Regions from separate parts of the Homo sapiens genome. Here region 2 is linked to region 1. Evidence: chromatin loops called from intact Hi-C (ENCODE). Cell type or tissue: heart left ventricle. All regions are shown on one strand. Links, peaks and the distances in the headings refer to the core of each region. The heading gives the core; the rest is flanking DNA. Region 1 overlaps RNFT2 (ring finger protein, transmembrane 2). Region 2 overlaps RNFT2 (ring finger protein, transmembrane 2).

The links. Peaks named below come from ENCODE experiments on the same cell type or tissue, not always from the same donor. Only the 100,000 strongest peaks of a DNase experiment are listed, where the experiment ranks them.
Region 2: it touches region 1 in a loop (3-fold over the local background); 58 of 110 quality-filtered maps call a loop at or near these places.

Annotation. Positions count from the first base shown.
Region 1 is chr12:116,818,319-116,821,224 of GRCh38, reverse strand. The region is part of intron 7 of RNFT2 (ring finger protein, transmembrane 2); the gene reads right to left. Among named protein-coding and RNA genes, the nearest start is that of HRK, 62 kb to the left of the region's middle. RefSeq lists a silencer at 1,493-1,852 and an enhancer at 2,053-2,102. In heart left ventricle, for the core only: a CTCF peak has its summit at 1,670; a DNase peak (open chromatin) is centred at 1,684; H3K4me3 peaks cover 1,488 bases; H3K27ac peaks cover 1,466 bases.
Region 2 is chr12:116,741,441-116,744,346 of GRCh38, reverse strand. All of the region lies in intron 3 of RNFT2 (ring finger protein, transmembrane 2), which reads right to left. Among named protein-coding and RNA genes, the nearest start is that of RNFT2, 4.6 kb to the right of the region's middle. In heart left ventricle, for the core only: no CTCF peak of the experiment used is centred there; no DNase peak of the experiment used is centred there.

The DNA.
Region 1 (2,906 bases), core at 198-2,697:
GGATAGAAACAGGAGGGGGAAATGGGGCTGGGGGCAGAAGAAAGGAAGAGAGAAATGGCAGAGTTAGAGGCCAGAAGAGAAAGAACACCCAGGAGGCAGAGTCCAGGTGAGAAGGCAACAGGGGAAGAGTAACCCCCGTATTAAGCGCTTACCAGGGGCCAGGAACGGCACACCAATTGCTCCTCTTGTAGGTAGTTATGACGCGTTCCCATTTCTTAGATGAGAAAGCTCAAACACAGAGGCAGGGGAGGGAAGAACAGAGTGGGAGACCCAGCAAGTGAGAGGATTACAAGAGGAAAGAGAGAAGGACTAGGGCTGGCTTCTAGTTTAGTGATGAGTTTCTCGGTTGAACACTTAGTACCTGCAGGCTGTCCCCAGACTCTGACAATCCCAGGAGATGGACACTGAAATTATTTGCCCCTGTTAACTGGTGAGGAGAGAGAGGCTCAAAGAGGCAGGGTATGTTGTTCGAAGTTGCTAGACAGTGGTGGAGCCGGGATTTAAATCCAGCCTGATTTTCCAGAGTGGCTTTGTGCCACTCTGAGAAACAGAGAAAGGGAGACCCTAGGAGACCTTAGGAGATAAAGTAAGATGTGGGAGAAAGAGAAAGAAAAGATACAAGCTATGGGGGTAGAGAGGGAAGGATAACTGAAGGATGATAAAATTCAGAATAATGGGTACCCCTGGTGGGGGAAGTGAGGACACAGGAACTTTCCAGATGCCGGAAATGTTCCATATCCACCACAGCCAATCCAGTAACCACTGGTCACATGTCGCTATGGAGCACTTGAAATGTGGCTATTCTGAATTGAGATGTACTGAAAGTCTAAAATACACAGGGATAGCTGGGCATGGTGGCTCACACCTATAAACCCAGAACTACGGGAGGCCGAGGCAGGAGGACCCCTTGAGACCAGGAATTCGAGACCAGACTGGGAAACATAATGAAATCCTGTCTCTACAAAAACTAGCCAGGCATGATGGCGCACGCCTGTAGACCCAGCTACTCGGGAGGCTGAGGCAGGAGGATGACCTGAGCCCAGGGAAGTCGAGGCTGCAGTAAGCATGATCGTACTTCTACACTCCAGCCTGGGAGACACAGTAAGACTGTCTTTAAAAACAAACAAACAAACAAACAATATCCCTTAAAAGCAAAAGAAACAAGGAATTTCAAAGTCTTAGAAAAACAACAAAAGGTAAAATATCTCATTAAAAATTTTATGTTGATTACATGTTGAAATAATATTTTGGACACATTAGGCTAAATAAAATATAGTATTAAAATTAAAGTCACCTGTTCCTTTCTAGTTGTTTAACGTGACTACTAGAACATTTAAAATCGTCTGTGTGACTACTCTTATATTTCTGTCGGACAGCTTTGTTGATACTTTGATCTGAGTGATTACATATGTTTGTAAAAATCCACTGAGCTTTATAATTAGGGCACTCCACAGTATGTAAGTTATGCCTCAATACAAAAGAAAAAGGAAAAAAGGCAAGAGAAGGGCGAGCCAGGATGGAAAGAAGCGCAGCAGGTAGGAGGCGGGGCCAGCGGGGCGGGGCTGGTGGCCGCGCGTTGCCTGGCAACGGGTGCTGCCGGTGACGTCACCACCCGGCGGCAGCCATTAATCCCCCTCCTGGCGGCGCGGGCTGGCCCGGCCGCCTGCCTCCTCCTCCCCCGGGCCCGGATGAGATCACCGCGTCGGGCGGCCGGCTGTCCCCGCGCTCCCAACAAATCGACTCCTCGGCGAGCGCCGGCATCTCATGATCTCATGGCCCCGCGGGACGGCGCCGGCCGATGAGGTCACAGCCCCGCGCCCCGGGCCGCCCCGCTCTGCGCGCCGCCGGCTCCGGGTCTGGCCTCCGGGCGTCCCGCGCCGGTACCAGGCCCCCGAGCCTGAGGCTCTTAGCCCTTCGCGGACAAAGGAGATCTCAGTTTGCGAAGGGCAAAGCTGCCTTTTCCATCCTTTTGACGCATCTTTGCGCGTCCACTCCCCGCTCTCTTATTTGGACATTTCACCCCGAAGACCCCTTGTCCAGCAGGGAGTGACCTCATCAGCTCCCCTAAACTTGAAGTCAGGGGCCATGCGACGCGGCTTGCCTGCAGGATTTCACAGCCACTGAGTGAAGGAAGTTGTGGAGCTGTGTCTTACAGACGAAGAAACGGGATCAGAGGGATAAAGGAATCTGCCCCAGATTACCCACGTAGGGAAGGGTGGCGCAGGAACCCGGACCTCCATGATGTGAATGAGCCCTTTGACAGCCTTTTTCTTCTCCTTACCTGTACCCCAAACCTCTGCACCTTTACCCCAGTTCCTCCTTGCTCTGGTGTAAACAGTGGTAACGGTCCCACTTGCGGCGTGCCCCCGCAATGCTGGGTCCTGTTCCACATGACAGACCACTGTAGAGGAATTATACGGACCATTTTACAGATGAGAACACAAGGCTCGGAGAGGTCAAGTTACTTGCTGCAGAACTGGGACTTGTACCCAGGTGACTTGACTCTACAGCAGAGCCTTTCAATTACTCGACACCACCTTCCCCAGAAAAAGAGGAAGGCTTCCGAATGTTGACAGTGGACGATACACCCTCCCTTCTCTCTCCGACAGGGTCGCCATCAAACCCAGTTGAAGAGGGTCCAGTGAGAGCCTATTAGAGGCTTCACAACTCACTTGCCAGCAGCAGATTTCTCCCATCGCTTAGAGACTGCTCACTCACACCACTCCTCAGAAGACCTCCAGCAACATACACAGCCAGGAACGACAGGAAGGAAGGGACATGACATTTACTGAACGGCAGTGCTGAACCAGGCACTGAGCCAGGGCCTGTTACTAAGGGCAAAGCTGGGAGGGATATTACCAGCCCAGGTTTGCAGACGAAAAAGCGGATTTTTTTTTTTTTTTTGA
Region 2 (2,906 bases), core at 300-2,799, 77 kb after region 1:
AATGTTGTCTTTAGAGGCGGAAAAGGTTCCAACAGGCAGGCTTATTACAAGCCGGATGCTGTTTCTGCATCTTCACACTCACTCCTTCATCCATAAACAACTCTTTTTTTTTTTTTTTTTTGAGGAGGAGTCTCACTCTGTCACCCAGGCTAGAGTGCAGTCGCATGATCTCTGCTCGTTGCAGCCTCCACCTCCAGGGTTCAAGTGGTTCTCCTTCCTCAGCCTCCTGGGTAGCTGGGACTACAGGCATCTGCCACCACACTGGCTAATTTTTGTATTTTTAGTAGAGATGGGGTTTCAGCATGTTGGCCAGGCTGGTCTCAAACTCCTGATCTCAGGTGATCAGCCTGCCTTACCCCCGCAAAGTGCTGGGATTACAGGCATAAGCCACCATGCCTGGCCCATAAGCAACTCTTGAGTTCTGTTACCTGCCATTTTTGGATGGAGAAGCTGAGACCTAGGGGTGAAGTCATGTATCAAAGTCACCACAGGTGGGAAGTGGCTGAGCTGGGGTTTGGCTGAGCCCCGTGTTCTTCCCTGCAGAACAGGCAGGCACCATACAAAACTCAGTCCCAGTGCTGGGACCGGGGGATACCATTTGTGATTCTGTAGCCAACCCCAGAGTCGCAGGGGGTATGGGATGTGAGGAAGGGAAGGCTTGGCTGCCCGCCCCTTGGATGTATGTGCTAGGACAGGGCTTCTGGGGCTGGAGGCTGTCCCAATCTGAGAACAGGCCCCCAGGTGTGTTCCCTCTTGGGTTTCAATAGATATAAATTCTAGGCTGGGTGCAGTGGCTCATGCCTGTAATCCCAGCCCCTTGGGAGGCTGAGGTGGGCAGACTGCCCAAGCTCAGGAGTTCGAGACCAGCCTAGCCAACATGGTGAAACCCCATCTCTACTAAAATACAAAAAAATTAGCCAAACGTGGTGGTGCGTGCCTATGGTCCCAACTACTCGGGAGACAGAGGCATGAGAGTAGCTTGAACCCAGGAGGCGGAAGTTGTAGTGAGCTGAGATTGTACTACTGCACTCCAGCCTTGGTGACAGAGCAAGACTCCATCTCAAAAAAAAAAAATTCTAGCTCATGAGTGTTTTTTAACCGGTTTTTTTTTTTTTTTTTTTTTTTTTTTTTTTAGATTCTACCTGGTATCTATTAATCACAGGGCCAAACTAACGGCCAAAGTTATTTACATGTCCTTGTGATCCAGAGCCCATAACCCCAACCACTGCTTCATTTAACCTTTTTTTTTTTTTTTTTTTTTTTTTTGAGATAGGGTCTCACTCTGTTGCCCAGGCTGGAATGCAGTGGTGCAATCATAGCTCACTGCAACCTCCACCTCCTGGGCTCAAGCAATCCTCCCACCTCTGCCTCCTGCATAACTAGGACCACAGATGCATGCCACCATGCTGGGTAAGTTTTTATTTTTTGTAGAGATAGGGTCTCCCTATTTTGCCCAGGCTGATCTCAAACTTCTGGGCTCAAGCAATCCTCTCACCTTGGCTTCCCAAAGTGCTGAGACTATAGGTATGCACCACCATACGTGGCTAGTTTTAAAGTTTTTTAGTAGAGACAGGATCTCCTCATGTCACCTAGGCTGGTCTCCAACTAACTCCTGGACTCAGGTTATCCTCCCACCTTGGTCTCCCAAAGTGTTGGGATTACAGGCGTGAGTCACTGCATGGCCCTTCCTTCATCTAAGTTTTACACACGCAGCCAATATTTCTCCTGTCCTAAATCATCTAGGGCCAGACACCAAACTAAAGAGCACCTTGAGGCCAGGCGTGGTGGCTTGCGCTTATAATCCCAGCGAGCAGGAGCTTGGGCGGCCAAGTCGGACAGATCGCTTGAGCCCGGGAGTTTGAGACTAGCCTGGGAAACATAACAAAACCCTGTCCCTACAAATACAAAAATTAGCCGGGCATGGTGGTGCATGCCTTTAGTCCCAGCTACTCGGAAGGCTGAGAGGTAGGAGGATTGCTTGAGCCTGAGAGGTCGAGGCTGCAGTGAGCCGAGATCGTGCCACTGCATTCTAGCCTGGGCAACAGAGGGAGATCCTATCTCAAAAAAAAAAAAAAAAAAAAGAAACCACCTCGGTACCCCAGAGCCCACCAACATGATTCAAACTAGCCAGTCCTAAACTATTGCCCCTGCCTTGCCTTTCTTTCCCCCAGAAAACACAATAAAGGCTGTGGCCTATGCTTTTTCCTCGGTCCTTTCTGCCCTCTGACTATTGCTGGTGCTTCCCCAGGTGGCCCTGCAAGCAGTAGTATGCCCCTTCATCTTGAGAAATGGAAGAAATAAAAATCTCATCTTTCAATGTCATTAGCCTCTCCGTGTTGTTTCTCAGAGCTATGATCTCAATGTTTGTGTAGATTCTTATGTTGAAACCTAACCCATGCCAGGTGCAGTGGTTCACACCTATAATCCCAGGGCTTTGAGAGATCAAGGTAGGAAGATCGCTTGAGCCCAGGAGTTTGAGGCCAGTCTGGACAACTTAGTGAGACCCCGTCTCTACCAAAAAATTTTAAAAATTAGCTAGGTATGGTGGCACATGCCTGTAGTCCCAGCTACTCAGGAGGCTGAGGCAGGAGGATTGCTTGAGCCTAGGATTTGGAGGCTATAGTGAGCCATGATCACCACTGCACTCCAGCCTGGGTAACAGAGCAAGACTCTCTCTCAAAAAAGAAACCTAACCTGTAATTTGATCGTATTGGAAGGTGGGCCTTTGGGAATGATTAGGTGATGAGATGGGCTCTTCACGAATGGGATTAGTGCCCTTAAAAAGGAGACCCAGAGAGATCCCTTTCCCTTCACCACATTAAGACATAGCAAAAGAATGGCCATCAGTGAACCAGAAAGTGGGCCTTTCGCAGACACTGAATATGCTGGAGCTTTCATCTTGGACT